2 separate regions of the Homo sapiens genome follow, and region 1 is linked to region 2. Evidence: chromatin loops called from intact Hi-C (ENCODE). Cell type or tissue: A673. All regions are shown on one strand.

Evidence for each region. A loop is a pair of places that touch in the nucleus more often than their neighbours do. Peaks named below come from ENCODE experiments on the same cell type or tissue, not always from the same donor. Only the 100,000 strongest peaks of a DNase experiment are listed, where the experiment ranks them.
Region 1: a loop joins it to region 2, with 7 times the contacts of the local background. A loop is called at or near these places in 25 of 110 quality-filtered maps.

Annotation. Positions count from the first base shown.
Region 1 is chr1:51,185,732-51,193,731 of GRCh38, forward strand. No RefSeq gene overlaps it. Among named protein-coding and RNA genes, the nearest start is that of LINC01562, 45 kb to the right of the region's middle. RefSeq lists enhancers at 1-263, 264-763. In A673, CTCF peaks have their summits at 3,882 (motif pointing left) and 6,671 (motif pointing left); DNase peaks (open chromatin) are centred at 3,850 and 6,630.
Region 2 is chr1:50,870,079-50,878,078 of GRCh38, forward strand. All of the region lies in intron 1 of FAF1 (Fas associated factor 1), which reads right to left. Among named protein-coding and RNA genes, the nearest start is that of FAF1, 86 kb to the right of the region's middle. RefSeq lists an enhancer at 3,579-3,873. In A673, a CTCF peak has its summit at 3,538; a DNase peak (open chromatin) is centred at 3,583; H3K27ac peaks cover 1,156 bases.

The sequences.
Region 1 (8,000 bases), 320 kb after region 2:
CATCATCTGGAAGTTTGTTGGAAATGCAGAATTTCAGGCCCCTCCAGACCTACATTAAAGTTTGAGGCCAGCGCGGTGGCTCACGCCTGTAATCCTGGCACTTTGGGAGGCTGAAGTGGGTGGATCACGAGGTTAGGAGATCGAGACCATCCTGGCTAATACGGTGAAACCCCGTATCTACTGAAAATACAAAACATTAGCCAGGCATGGTGGCAGGCACCTGTAGTCGCAGCTGCTCAGGAGGCTGAGGCAAGGGAATGGCGTGAACGCGGGAGGCGGAGCTTGCAGTGAGCCGAGATTGTGCCACTGCACTCCAGCCTGGGTGACAGAGCAAGACTCCATCTCAAAAAAAAAAAAAAAAAGTTTGAATACCATTGTACTGAAGGAAACATACAGTCAGTTACTTAACTTATTTTTTCATTTTCTTTCTTTCTTTCTTTTTTTTTTTTCTTTTTTGAGACAGGGTCTCACCATTTTGCCCAAGCTGGTCTCAAACTCCTGGGCTCAAGCAATCCTCCTGCTTCGGCCTCCCAAAGCATTGAGATTACAGGCGTGAGTCACAGCACCCAGCCAAGTGACTTAACTTTTGTTAACAACTTCATGCAAAGATAATAATTTTCTGAAAAATAATTATTTAAAATATACCCACTGCTGGCCGGGCATGGTGGCTCACACCTGTAATCCCAGCACTTTGGGAGGCTGAGGCGGACAGCTTACTTGAGGTCAGGAGTTCAAGAGCAGCCTGGCCAACATGGCAAAAACTGCTCTCTACTAAAAATACAAAAATCAGCCGGGCATGGTGGAGCATGCCTGTAGTCTACTCAAGAGGCTGAGGCAGGAGAATCACTTGAACCCAGGAGGTGGAGGTTGCAGTGAACTGAGATCACACCACTGCACTCCAGCCTGGGTGACAGAGCAAGACTTTATCTCAAAAACATAAAATAAAATAAGGCCGGGTGTGGTGGTTAACGCCCGTAATCCCAGCACTTTGGGAGGCAGAGGCGGGTGGATCACTTCAGGTCTGGAGCTCGAGACCAGCCTAGCCAATATGGTGAAACCTCATCTGTACCAAAAATATAAAAACATTAGCCGGGTGTGGTGGTGCATGCCTGTAATCCCAGATATTCGGGAGGCTAAGGCAGGATAATCGCTTGAACCCGGGAGGTGGAGGTTTCAGTGAGCCAAGATCGTGCCACTGCACTCCAGCCTAGGCAACAGAGTGAGACTCTGTCTCAAAATTAATTAATTAATTAATTAATTAAAATACAAATACAAAAATTAGCCAGGCATGGTGGTGTGTGCCTGTAATCCCAGCTACTTGGGAGGCTGAGGGAAGAGAATCACTTGAACTTGGGAGGCAGAGGTTGCAGTGAGCCAAGATCCCACCACTGTACTCCAGCCTGCATGACAAAGTGAGACTCTGTCTCAAAAAATAAATAAATAAATGAAGTATACCCACTGCCACATCAGCATAAAGATTAGTGTTTTGTATCTCTTGCTGACTGCCTATAAAATCATGCAATCATTGTAGAGAGTTTTGAAAATGCAGAAAGTGGGAAAAACTATCCATAACTTAAAAGTTCACAATTGCATTCACTTTTCTTCTCTTAAACATAAAAATATACATATTTACAAAATTGGGATTATGGCATATATAAGATTTATATCTTACTTTTTACTTATGTATCATGACTATTTTCAGCAGTGCTTTTTAAAAAAAATTAGAATGGTGACTATTTAAGATTTCCTGAGTATAAAGTAAAATGATGAGTGAAGGCAGGCAATAAATGTGACATCCAGTTATAAAACATCAGAGTTGGGCTGGATGTGGTGGCTCAGACCTGTAATCCTAGCACTTTGGGAGGCCAGGGCAGGAAGATTGCTTGAGCCCAGGAGTTCAAGACCAGCCTAGGCAATGGAGCAAGACCCCATCTGTAAAAATAATTAAAAGGCCAGGTGTGGTGGTTCATGCCTGTAATCCCAGCACTTTGGGAGGCCAAGGCAGGAGGATCACTTGAGGCCAGGAGTTCAAGGCTGAAGTGAGCTATGATCCTGCCACTGAACTCCAGTTGGGTGACAGAGTGAGATCTTGTCTTTAAAAAGAAAGGGGACTGGGTGCAGTGGCTCATGCTTGCAGTCAGGAGTTTGAGACTAGCCTGGCCAACGTGGTGAAACCTCGTCTCTACCAAAAATACAAAAATGAGCCAGGCAGTGTGGTGGTAGGTGCCTGTAATCCTAGCTACTCAGGGGGCTGAGGCAGGAGAATCGCTTGAACCCAGGAGGCAGGGGTTGCAGTGAGCCGAGATCATGCCACTGCACCCCAACCTGGGTGACAGAGCAAGACTTTGTCTCAAAATATAAAAAATAATTTTTTTAAAAAATTAGCCAAACGTGGTGTTACTGCACCTATAGTCCTAGCTACTCAGGAGGCTGAAGCGGGAGGATCACTTGAGCCCAGGAGACTGAAGTTGCAGTGAGCTATAATCACAGCTCTGCACTCCAGCCTAGGTGACAGAGTGAGAATATCTCCCTAAGAAATAATAATAATAATAATTAATAAATAAAATAAAATATCAGAGTTGAAATAGGCCTTAGACATTATCTTGTTTAAAATTTTTGGTTATAGTTGGACAGACTTAAGCCCAGGAAGCAAAACTGACTCATCAAAGATAATTTGCTTAGGTAAACAAATTTATTGATTGAACTATTATTATGTATCAGAATCTGTGGTAGGGTGACCAGTTGTCCTGGTTTGCCTGGAACTGAGGAGTTCCAGGGACATGAGATTTTCAATGCTAAAACTGGAACAGTCAGGGTAATCACTCTATGGTTCTCCCTGTGTACATGTTAATAAATTTGTATGAGCTGGGCACAGTGGCTTATGCCTGTAATCCCAGCACTTTGGGAGGTCAAGGCAGGTGGATCACTTGAGCTGAGTCCGAGACAAGCCTGAGCAACATAGAAAAACCTCGTCTCTACAAAAAAAAAAAAAAAGAATAAATGTGTTTGCCTTTTTTCCAAAAAACAAAACTAAAAAACAAAAAATAGCCTGGGGTCTGGTGGTGTGTGCCCATAATCCCAGCTACTCAGGAGGGTGAGGCAGAAGGACTGCTTGAGCCCAGCCCTGGGCAACATAGCAAGACCCCATCTCAAAAAAACAAAACAAAACTGGAATAATCCCAAGCAAACCTGGACAGTTGGTTGCTCTATTACTAGGCCCTGGAGACAGAACAACTTATGAGATATGACTTCTGCTCTCAAGTCGGAGAGACATGTGAGCAAATCATTACAATATGATATGTACCAAAAGAGCTCCCACACTGTAAGTGAGGCAAGATTTCTGAGGTCCTGAAACCTCTAGGACAAGAAGGGAGTTAAGCAGATTAAAGCCAGAGTAGGAATGGGGCCATTTGGAAAGCATCGAGTCTGAACCATCAGTACAGTAAAAGACACAGTAGTAAAAAATAATAGCTAAGAATTTACTGATAATTTAGCTATGCGCCAGGCATTATGCTATATATTATCTGCTTTAATCTTTACAACCCCATAAGGTTGGATTTGTCATATGAGTGATGAAGACACCATTGGAGAGTTTTAAGCAGAAGAGTAATATAATTGTGTGCTTTAAAGATAAATGATCACTATGGCAGTATGTAAAGAGCTTTTAAAAAATCCAATACACGTACACACTCTTTTGAAATATCTGTAATCCCCCAAACCCAGTTTCATAAAAGAGATTCCAGATTCACAATACAGTTTAAAACCAAATTGTTTAACATCTTAACTCCTCTATTCTTTTTATTTTTTCTGTTCTTCCATTGGCTTTCTACCAATGTACAAACTCTGTAAGGAAGTTATTAGGTTCTATGGCAAGGGCTCCCTCTGTTGGTTGTGCAGCAACACAACAGCAACTATTTGACATCCAGCAGAAACAATTGCTTTAGGTTTTTACAGTAATCCTTTTTTAAAGAAAATCAGAGATCTTTCCTCTAAATTTCAATAATTTGTGAAATATGGAAACAAATATAAGACCCAGTTATTCAGTCTTTGAAGTTTAAACCAAAGAAAAATTTTCTTACTTGCAGTCACCATTTTCACTGGCATCATTCCATGTCTTCATCAAAGAGCCATTTACATTCATTAAACTGGACAGCTATTTGAATTTCATAATAGAATTATCCAGACCTTCATTTCCTATTATGCCCATAGTCATACAAATGAACTTTGTTATCACTTATCAGTAATAATCACTCATTGAGAATGTCATTTCTATACAGCTCCCAGATCGCCTAAGCCCATGACAGATTGGCTCCCAATTCCTCCAAATGAATGCCTGGCAGCGGCTGCAATAAAAGCTCCACCATGTAGGACTAACCCCTTCAGGCTGTAGACAGAATAATTTGCTCATTCAACCAAGATCCACTTCTACTTGCTCCAAACCAATTCTGCTCTTGGGAGACAGTTTAATAACGTAGACACTAAACTCAAGAACCCCCTGGTGTAGTGTGGAAGATATTTAACATTTGAAGCATGGCTCCAACTTGAAGCAGACTACAATAAATGTCATTAACATAGTACAATGCGCCATAAAAGCAGAAGGAAATAGCAAGTATGATTGAGAGACTTCAGGCAGACATCTTGGAGAAGGTACTATCTGGCTTGAACAGGACAAAAGATCCATGGTGTCAGGAATGTTTGTTTTGTCCATCACTGTATCCTAAGTTCCTGTAACTTTCATTGGCACATGGTAAGTGCTTAGTAAATAGTTACTGAATGAATGAGTAGATTTTTGAAATCAATAGGAATTTTACTTACAGGAAAAGGCAGAGAAAAAGAATTTCCCTTTTGAAAATGCTTATCCTCAAAACCTAAACAAACCTTTTGTTTGTTTAGCCTGCCAAAACCCTTCCCTTGGCTCTCTAATTTCTTCAGGATGAAATACTGTCCCTGTCTGCCAGGCATGGTAGCTCATGCCTATAATCCCAGCACTTTGGGAGGCTGAGGGAGGAGAATCACTTGGGGCCAGGAGGTCACCAACGTGGGCAACATAGCAAGACCATGTCTCTATATATTTTTATTATTATTATTAACAGAGTGTGGTGGCACACACCTCTAGTCCCAGCTACTCAGGCGGCTGAGGTGGAAGGATAGCTTGAGCCCAGGAGTTTGAGGCTACAGTGAGTTGTGATGGAGCCACAGCACTCCGGCCTGGACAACCTGGTCTCAAAAAAAACAAAAAGAAAAGAAAAGAAAAAAAGAGCCCACGTATTTTCCCTTTATCTGCCTTTTTCACCATTAGCTTCATCTTCAGGCTGGTAACAGGATGGCTACAGAGGTTTCAAGCATCACAAAATCCAGAGGAAGAAGAGGAACTTCTTCTTTCTGTAGAATAAGGAAGTATTTTCCAGAAGCTCCCCACAATACTTTCCCTTGTCCACTTGGCCATCCCTAAATCACTCACTAGCAAGGGGGATGATGTTCCCATAAATAGTTTGGCTGATCATCTAAGGTAGAGTGGAAGTTGGTGACCTTTTATGTTAGTTACTGCAGTAAGGTCTTGCTGTAACTCCTCAGCCCCCAGAATTGGATACCTTATGTCTCTGTGTATCTGCTTTTGTGACCCTGCCCTGAAACTCACTACCATGTTCATACCCTAGACCTTGTCCCTACCAATAAATGTGTCTCTCCATAATTTCAATTTCAGGGATCCCACCCTCTGACTTTCTATATTTCCAGCTCACTTTTTTAATATCAACTCCAACAATCTTCCAATCCCACAGGGACCTATATGCCACTGATGATCTTACCACATTCCTTTTCACAATCTTCCATCCCCTACACAAATTCTTCTATATCCAGCTTAAATATCATGGTCAATCATTATAATCACTCTCTTGCATATCCCCTGGACTCCCTTGCTCCCTTCACTTCATGGTACTCTCTTGGCAAATCTGCAGTTCTGCTTGTATCCAACTCTCTGCTTACTCAGTACCTGGACCAAGACCTGGAGTAGGACTGGAGAAAAATACATACCAATGTTAATTAGTCTTACTCTACGCTTAATGTCTTTACTGCTGAATAGTAAAGCTGCTTAGCAATTACAACGTATTTCTCCAGTCCATTTTATGTTTCATTCTCTGAGATGACCTCCATGAGATCTCCTGTCTCCTAAAACTTTCAATACCTCCTTTTGATTTTTTTGTTTTTTCCTGCAAATGCTATGGTGACTTACCTTCTTTTCAGTGCTTGTTTTCCAGCTGCTTACTTTGCTTATTTTACCGAGAAAACACAGGCAACTAGAGGGGAATTTCCATATGTTCCCATCACCCCCATCTAACTCCTAGCTACATCAGTGCTCACACCTCTGCTTTCTCTGTTAATGTGGATGCAGTCTGTGATCTAGCAGACCCATTCTTATTATGCAGTAGATTCCATCCCTTCCCATCAACTCAAAGAAATTTCCCCCAGCAATTCTTCCATTCTATATTCTGCATCACCAATATTTTTTATTTTATTTATTTATTTATTTATTTATTTATTACTAGATCAGGAATAATTTTGCCATCCCCCTTCCACAAGAGACATTTGGCAATTTCTGGAGACTCTTGTGGTTATCACAACCCAGGAAAGAAGCAGGGCGCACTACTGGCCTCTAGTGGACAGAATGCTAAGAAGCTTTCTAAACATCTTACAATGCAGAGGATGGCCCTTCTTAACAAAGAATTATTCTGCCTAAAATGTCAGTCCCAAATTGAGAAACCCTGTACTAGGCCATTCCTATAAGCACATAAACACACACACACAAGTGCTATTATTTCTCCCATTTTAAAAATCACCCTCCCGTGACTCCACATACCCTTCCAATTTCAATCCTATTTCCTGCTCCCGTTTACTGAAAAGTCCTCAAAAGTCTTATCTAATCTCACTGTGTCCACTTCCTTTCCTCTAAGTCTCACTTAGACTTTCCCAATCTGGCTGTGACCCAATATCCCATTGGAATTGCTTTTGTCAAGACCACAAATGGCCTCCATGTTGTTAAGTCCCAGGGTCAATTCTCAGCAGCACATGATTGAATTGATTACTCCCTTTACCTAGAAGTGCCTCCTTCATTTGACTGCTAGAATCTACCCTCTCCTTGTTTTCTTTCTATTCTTTTTTTTAGGTTCATGCTAATTACTTTTTTTACTTTTTTATTAATACATGATAATTGTACATATTTGTGTGGTACATGTCATACTTTGATACATGCATACAATGTGTAATGATCAAATCAGGGTATTTAGGATATGCATCACCTCAAATATTTATCATTTATTTTTGTCCAGAACGTTTCAAATCTTCTCTTCTAGCTATTTGGAAATATACAGCACATTGGTGTTAACTATATTCACCCTACTGTGCTGCCAAACTCTAGAACTTATTCCTTCTATCTAACCATATGTTTGTACCCGTTAACAAATCTCTCGGCATCCTCCTACCCCCACCCAGCCTCTGGTAACTATCATTCCACTCTCCACCTCTATGAGATCAACATTTTACAGCTCTCACATATGAGTGAGAACATGCAATATTTGTCTTTCTGTGCCTGGCTTTTTTCACTTAATCTAATTTGAATAATTCCCCCTCAGTCTCCCTTTCTGGTTGCCCATATACTGACCTCTAAATGTTGGAGTTCCTGAAGCTCATTCCTTGCACTTTTCTCTTGTATGTACTTGCTCCCTGGGCAGCCTCATTCAGTCCTGTGACTTCAAATATCATCTACGTACTGATAGATCCCACATTTTTATCTCTAGCCTGGATCTCTCCCCTGAACTACAACTCATGTGTCAAACTGCCTACTTAGCAGCTCCACCTGAATATTTAAAATGCATATAAAGCTTAGCATGTCCAAACTGAGCTTCAGATCTTTCCCTTGAATCCTGCTTCTTCCTCAGTCTCATTCTTCAAAGTAAACAATTCCAGTCTTTCATTTCCTTATGGTTAAACCTTGGTATAACATT
Region 2 (8,000 bases):
TCAATCTTAATCATTTGACAGAATTTTGTATAAGCAAACACATTTTATTACACTCTACAGCACCGTGAAGATATTGCATTTTTAAAAAATTGAAGGGGCCGGGCACATTGGCTCACGCCTATAATCCTAGCACTTTGGGAGGCCAAGGCGGACTGACTGACTGAGCTCAGGAGTTCAAGACCAGCCTGGGCAACACAGTGAAACCCCGTCTCTACTAAAATACAAAAAATTAGCTGAGCATGGCAGCATGTGCCTGTAGTCCCAGCTACTCGGAAGGCTGAGGCAAGAAAATCACTTGAACGCGCGAGGCACAAGTTGCAGAGAGCCGAGATTGCGCCACTGCACTCCCGCCTGGGTGACAGGGCAAGACTCCATCTCAAAAATAAAAAAGAAAGAAAAAATTAGAGGTTTATGGCATCCCTGCATCGAGCAAGTCCATCAGAACCATTTTTCCAATAGTACACGCTAATTGCATGTTTCTGTGTCACATTTTGGTAATTCTTGCAATGTTTCAAACTTTTTCACTATTATTATATATATTATGGTAATCTATGATCTTTGATGTTACTATTGTAATTGTTTTGAGGCGCCACAAACCATGCCCACAAGACAATGAACTTCATCAATAAATGTTGTATGTGTCCTCACTGCTCTGCTGACCTGCCAGTTCCCCATCTCTCTCCTCCTTGGGAGTCCCTATTCTCTCAGACACAATATTGAAACGAGGCCAATTAATAATCCAACAATAGCCTCTAAGTGTTCAAGTCATGTTTCTCATTTTAAATCAAAAGCTTAAAATGATTAAGCTTAATGAGAAAGAAATGTTGAAAGTTGAGATAAGCTTAAAGCAAGGTTTTTTTGCACCAAATAGCCACATTGTGAATGCAAAGGAAAAGTTCTTGAGGGAAATTACGTGTTACTCTAGTGAATATACAAATAATAAGAAAGCAGAACAGCCTTACTACTAATATAGAGAAAGTTTTAGTGGTCTGAATAGAAGATTAAACCAGTCGAAACTTTTGCTTAAGCCAAAACCTAATGCAGAGCAAGGACCAAACTTGCTTACATTCTACGACACAGGTGAGGACACGCAGAAGAAAAGTTTGAAGCTTGCAGAGGTTGGCTCAAGAAGTTCAAGGAAGGAAGTCATCTCCATAACATGAAAATGCAAGGTGAAGCAGCAAGTGCTGATGTAGAAGCTGTAGTAAGTTTTATTCAGGACCTAGCTAATTGATGAAGATGCTTACACTAAACAGCAGTAGTAACATTCTATGTGGATAAAACAGCCTTCTATTGGAAGAAAACATCATCACAGCAAAAGAGAAGTCAATGCCTGGCTTCAAAGCTTCAAAGGGCAGGCTGACTTTCTCATTAGGGGCTAATGCAGATGGTGACTTTCAACTGAAGCCAATGCTTATTGACCATTCTGAAAATCCTAGGTCTCTTCAGAATTATGCTAAATCTATTCTGCCTGTGCTCTCTAAATGGAACAACAAAGCCTGAATGACAGCACATCTCTTTACCATATGGGTTACTCAATATTTTAACCCAGCTTCTGGGACCTACTGCTTAGAAAAACAGATTCCTTTCAAACTATTACTATTCATTGACAATGCACTTGGTTACTCAAGAGCTCAGATAGAGATGTACAAAGAGATCAAAGTTGTTTTTCTGGCTGCTAACACAACATCGATTCTGTAGCTCATGGGTCAAGGATTATTTTTGAATTTCAAGTCTTGTTATTTAGAAAAACGAGGCGGGCGGATCACGAGGTCAGGAGATCGAGACCATCCTGGCTAACACGGTGAAACCCCGTCTCTACCAAAAATACAAAAAATTAGCCGGGCATAGTGGCGGGCGCCTGTAGTCCCAGCTACTCGGGAGGCTGAGGCAGGAGAATGGCATGAACCCGGGAGGCGGAGGTTGCAGTGAGCCGAGATTGCGCCACTGCACTCCAGCCTGGGCAACAGAGCCAGACTCCATCTCAAAAAAAAAAAAAAAAAAGAAAAAGAAAATACATTTCATAAAGCTATAATAGCTGCTGTAGATAGTGATTCCTCTTATGGATCTGGGCAAAGTACACTGAAAACTTTCTGGAAAGGATTCACCATTCTAGATGCCATTCATAATTCATGGGAAGAGGTCAAAATATCAACATCAACAAGAGTTTGGGAGAAGTTGATTCTCACCCTTATGGATAATTTTGAGGGATTCAAGACTTCAGCAGAGGAACTGCAGATATGGTGAAGACAGCAAGATAACTAGAATTAGAAGTGGAGTGTGAAGATATGCATGAATTGCTGCAATCTTATGATAAAACCTGAATAGATACGAAGTTGCTTCTTATGGATGAGCAAAAAAAGTGGTTTCTTGAGATGAAAATCTACTCCTGATGTAGATGCTGTGAACACTGTTGAAATGTAAACAAAGGATTTAGACTATGACATAACCTTAACTGATAAAGCAGCAGTAGGGTTTGAGAGGATTGACTCCAATTTTGAAAGAAGCTCTAGTTTGTGTAAAATGCTATCAAACAGGCTGGGCGCGGTGGCTCATGCCTATAATCCCAGCACTTTGGGAGGCCGAGGCAGGCAGAACACCTGAGGTCAGGAGTTCGAGACCAGGCTGCCCAACATGGTGAAACCCTATCTCTACTAAAAATACAAAAAAAAGTAGCTGGGTGTGGTGGTGGGTGCCTGTAATCCCAGCTACTCAGGAGGCTGAGGCAGGAGAATCGCTTGAACCTGGGAGGCGGAGTTGCAGTGAGCCGAGATTGCGCCACTGCACTCCAGCCTGGGCAACAACAGCGAAACTCCGTCTGGAAAAAAAAAAAAAATTGCTATCAAACAGCACTGCATGCTACACAGAAACCTCTCATGAAAGAAGGCCAACCAATGCAGCAAATGTAATTGTTGTCTTATTTTAAGAAATTGCTAGAGCCACCCCAACTTTCAGCAACCACTATCCTGATCAGTCAGCACCTATCAACGTTGAGGCAAGACCCTTCACCAGCAAAAAGATTAATACTTGCTGAAGGCTCAGGTGATAATTAGCATTTTTTTTAACAATAAAGTGTTTTAAAATTAAGGTACATGCTTTTCTTTTTAAGACATAATGCTACTGCACACTTAATGGGCTACATAATAGTGTAAATATAACTTATATGCACTGGGAAACCAAAAAATTAGTGACTCACTTTATTCAGATATCTACTTTACCGCATTGGTCGGGAACTGAGCCTAAAATAGTTCTCACTTTTTGAGGCTAACGATGCCTTTTTCCCCTATGGCCCTGGGTAAATGGTCACCTTTTTTACTGCTTCCCTGAATCTTCACGAAAATTTTACTAGACATTATTTGAAATGTACACGCCAGGCTTTTATAGCTCCTTCCTTGTATGACAAGACACCAGCAGGACTTACTTCCCCATCTGGGCAAGACAAACTTAAGAAAATGGCCAGAACCTGCAGATGGCGCCAAAAGCAACCTCTAGTGACACTCATTGTTCATTAGCATAAGATACTCCGACCAACACCATGATACTTTACAAATGCCACAACTCAGAAGTTACCACTCCTTTTCTAGGGATTTCTGAAAAACCTGTGCCTTAATTTGCATGTAATTAAAAGTGGGTGTAAATTATTAACCAACAGCCCACAAGGGCTCTCGGCACACTGCCTATAGGTTAGCCCTGCTCCGCAAGGTGGCAGTGTGAGTTTAATAAAGTTGCTGTGTTTCACTGCTGACTCATTCTTGAATTCTTTTCTGTGCAAAGCCAAGAAACCTCCCAGGCTAAGCAAATCTTGGGTCTCGCATACCCTGCATCATTGCTAGAGAACAGAGGTCTTATATCTCATCTCCAGGCATAAGACCAGTCTTCAGCCCCTAGTATCTACATCCAGTTGAGAGGGCCAGTTGCTGAAAGCAACTGTAGAAATGATGCAGGGTATGTGAGACCCAAAATTTGGGGCTTAGTCTGGGAGGTTCTGATAAAACCATTGCAATGACACTGATTTCCCTTTTTGGTTCTAGTACCTGACAATTGTCTATTTTTGCTTTCTAGCTTGACCATATTTAGTATTTTTGTTGTTAATACTTTATTCTACTGGCTGATTTTATTTAGTATTAAAGAGGGTCTTCAGTCTACCAGACCATTTGAAAGTCTATTGTTTATTATTTTCTTCATTCTGTCTTAAAACTAATTTCTTAAACATAAAAATAAAACCATCCCATACCCTGGTATACCCTCCATCAACACTTCATAATTTTAATATTTGCTATATGTTTTTAATTTATTGTTTTGAGACAGAGTCTCACTCTGTCACCTAGCCTAGAGTATAGTAGTGTGATCACAGCTCACTATAATACTGAACTCCTAAACTCAAGTGATCCTCCCACCTCAGCTCCCAAGTAGCTAGGACTACAGGCGAGCACCACCAAACCCAGCTAATTTCTTTACTTTTCGTAGAAATGGAGTCTCACTATTACCTAGGCTGGTCTTGAGGTACTGGTCTCATACAATCCACCTGCCTCAGTCTCCCAATGCACAAGGATTACTGGCATTAGCCACCATGCACAGCCAACTGCCCTATATATTTCAAACCCACTTTCTAAAAAAGTCAGAAATGTTTATAGATGATTTAAGTCTCCATCCCTTCTCCATCTTATTTTCTTTTCTTTCTTTTTTTTTTTTTTTTTTTTTTTTTTTTGGAGACAGGGTCTCACTCTGTCACCTGGGCTGGAGTGCAGTGGTGCAGTCACAGGTCACTGCAGCCTCAACCTCCCGAGCTCAAGCAGTTCTCCTGTCTCAGCCTGTAATGTAGCTGAGACTACAGCCATGGACCACCATGCCCAGCTAATCTTTGTTTTTCGTTTTCTGTTTTTGTAGAGACAGGGTTTTGCCATGTTGCCCAAGTTGGTATCTCATTTCTTTTCCTTCTTCCCTTCCCAGAAGTGTGAGAAAGTTATACCACCATGTTTTTTATATTTTTACATTATATATGAATTCATATTAAAGAATACTGAATTTTTTTGTTTTTCAAAGTATTCTATAAATCATACCAATCTGAATCTATTGTTTTGTTACAAAAGTAATGGTTTCCAGCTGTCCCTATACTCATTTATTTCTTATTTATTTCATTTTATTTATTTTCAGACTGTAGATTTTGGGGGTTTGTTGTTTTATTTATATATTTTAATTAACAAAAATTGAATATATTTATCACGTACAATATAATGTTTTGAAATATGTATACATTGTAGAATGGCTAAATGGGGCTAACATATGTATTACCCTACATATTTTAGCATTTTTTTGGTGAGAACACCTACAATCAACTCTCTACCCAACTTTCAAAAATATGATACATATATTCTTTTTTTCTTTTTTTTCTGAGACAGGGTCTTACTCTGTTGCCCAGGCTGGAGTGCAGTGGCACAGTCTCAGCTCACTGCAACCTCCCTCTCCCAGGTTCAAGCAATTCTCCTGTCTCAGCCTCCCAAGCAGCTGAGATTACAGGCACTTGCCACCATGCCCAACTAATTTTTGTATTTTTAATAGAGACGGGATTTCACCATGTTGGTCAGGCTGGTCTCGAACTCCTGATCTTGTGATCCACCCCCCTCGGCCTTCCAAAGTGCTGGGATTACAGGTGTGGGCCACTGCACCCAGCCTCTAATACATACATTCTTATTAAGTACTGTCATCATGTTATACAATACAGCTCATGAACTTACCCCCCTAACTGAAATTTTGTATCCTTTGACCAATACCTCCCCAACTCCCCAGACTCTAGTTTTGATAAAACCAGTCATTCAAATCCTCCTTTAACTATCACTACCATCCTTTTCCTCAAAAAGACAACTGGTTTAATTTCGTATGTGTGTTTTTGTGTTTTAACAAATAAGAATGCTCCAACTATTGCCCTGAAGCAGCTCACTGTCTAAGAGGACAAAAGCATGTAAACAATACTATAGTAGGATATGTGCTATAATAGTATGTAAAATGTGTAAAACGACTAAAAAGAGACAGTAAATGACCTACAGAAAATAAAGGTATGCATTCCAGAGGACACAGTACTTGAGCAGGCTTCGTGCTTCTCAAGATGAAATGGAGTACGTCAGGCAAATAAAAGGTGGAGAACATTCCATACAGAGAAAACATTATGGCCAAAGACACAGATGTATGAAATTAAGGTACGTTCTGGAAAGTAAAAGTAGGTCAAATCAAGAATACCTAGTACCCAGATCTTATTTTCTAATACCACTGTTCAATAAAAGGAACCAGTGTTCCTTGTAGAAATGGCTAATTCTAGGACTGATATTAGGAAGGCAATATACAAGACGAACCTGGAACACCTTGTAGTGCCAGAATGCAAGTAAGTGTTCAAATGTAAACACCACACATACATACACACGTACACTAATGATGGGGATACGACAAACGAATACGTCAAAGGGATATAAAGCTAACTGAACTCCCAATGGCCAAAGCTAAAACATTTGTTTTTTTGTTTTGTTTTGTTTTGAGATGGAGTCTCACTCTGTCACCCAGGCTGGAGTGCAGTGGCGCAATCTCAGCTCACAGCAACCTCCGCCTCCCAGGTTCAAGTGATTCTCCTACCTCGGCCTCCTGAGTAGCTGGGATTACAGGAGCACCACCACACCTGGCTAATGTTTGTATTTTTAGTAGAGATGGGGTTTTGCCATGTTGGCCAGGCTGGTCTTGAACTCCTGACCTCAGGTGGTCCGCCCACCTCGGCCTCCCAAAGTGCTGGGATTACAGGCATGAGCCACCGCACCCAGCCAAAAGCTAAAACATTTCAACAAAGTGAAGTAGTATTGAATTACAACCTAAATTATAAAATAAATATCCATGAGTCCAGATAGATATAAATAAATGATTTAATAAATAAATAAACAGGGAAGAGACAAATTCCTTATGTAAAAGAATTTCAAATAATTTATGTAGCTACTCCACCCTCAAGGAGGTTGAGTATAATTTCCTATTCCTAAAGTATGGGATGCACATAGTAACTTCCTTCCCAAGGGCGACAGCACAGGTAGTGGGGAGAAAGAGTACCTTTACAGTGGAGAAACCTAACAACGCTCAGTCAGGTGATCAAGGTCAATATCAACAATGCTAAGTCATGTTAAAATATAATGTGATGAAAATGGTACTTTACCTCTGTGGTCTTCCTTCCCAAGTCCCATAGTTCCAGTTTAATCATGAGAAAAAGATTAGACAAATCCCTACTGATGTACACTTTACAAAATACTTGAACAGTATTCTTGAAAACTGTCAGCCATCAAAAACAAGGAATGGCTGTGAAACTAACACAGAAGGAGGAGCCTAAGGAAGTATAGTAACTAAATCTAATGTGGTATCTTAGATGGCATCCTGGAACAGAAAAGAACATTAGGTAAAAATATCATATATTATGTATTAAAAATACATGTAAATATACATTAGGGTTAGAGCTACCTACACCTAACCCTAATATAGGTATAAATATGTGATGTTTATAATAAATATTTATATTACATATGTAATATATGTATGTTCCACTAGTTACATTATTCCTTTTTTATACCAACATGTAACAGTTCTTTGTTTTCTAAGTACCCTCCTGGCCAGGAAGAAATGCTTCCTCATTCTAATTAGTGTTTTCTCCCTTCAGTTTACTGCTGACTAACAGAAACGGCTGTTGTGAAAGTTAATTATATAAATTCTTGTGATACCCAACTAAATCAGAGACAAGGAGCCAGAGGGAAAAAGCTCTCAGAGCACATAGTACTTGCTGCAAGAATTATTTTCCACAAGCCCAGTTGCTGAAATGGCCTTCTATAACCCTAAGAACATTTTCACCTAGCAGCTGCTGAAACAACCTGTTGTTGCTCTAAGACTGGTTTTACCTACCACTATCACTTGCCAATCTGAGCTTGCCAGCTCACAAAAGCTTCTGTAGTACCAATTAGCTTTCCTTCAAAACAATATATAAC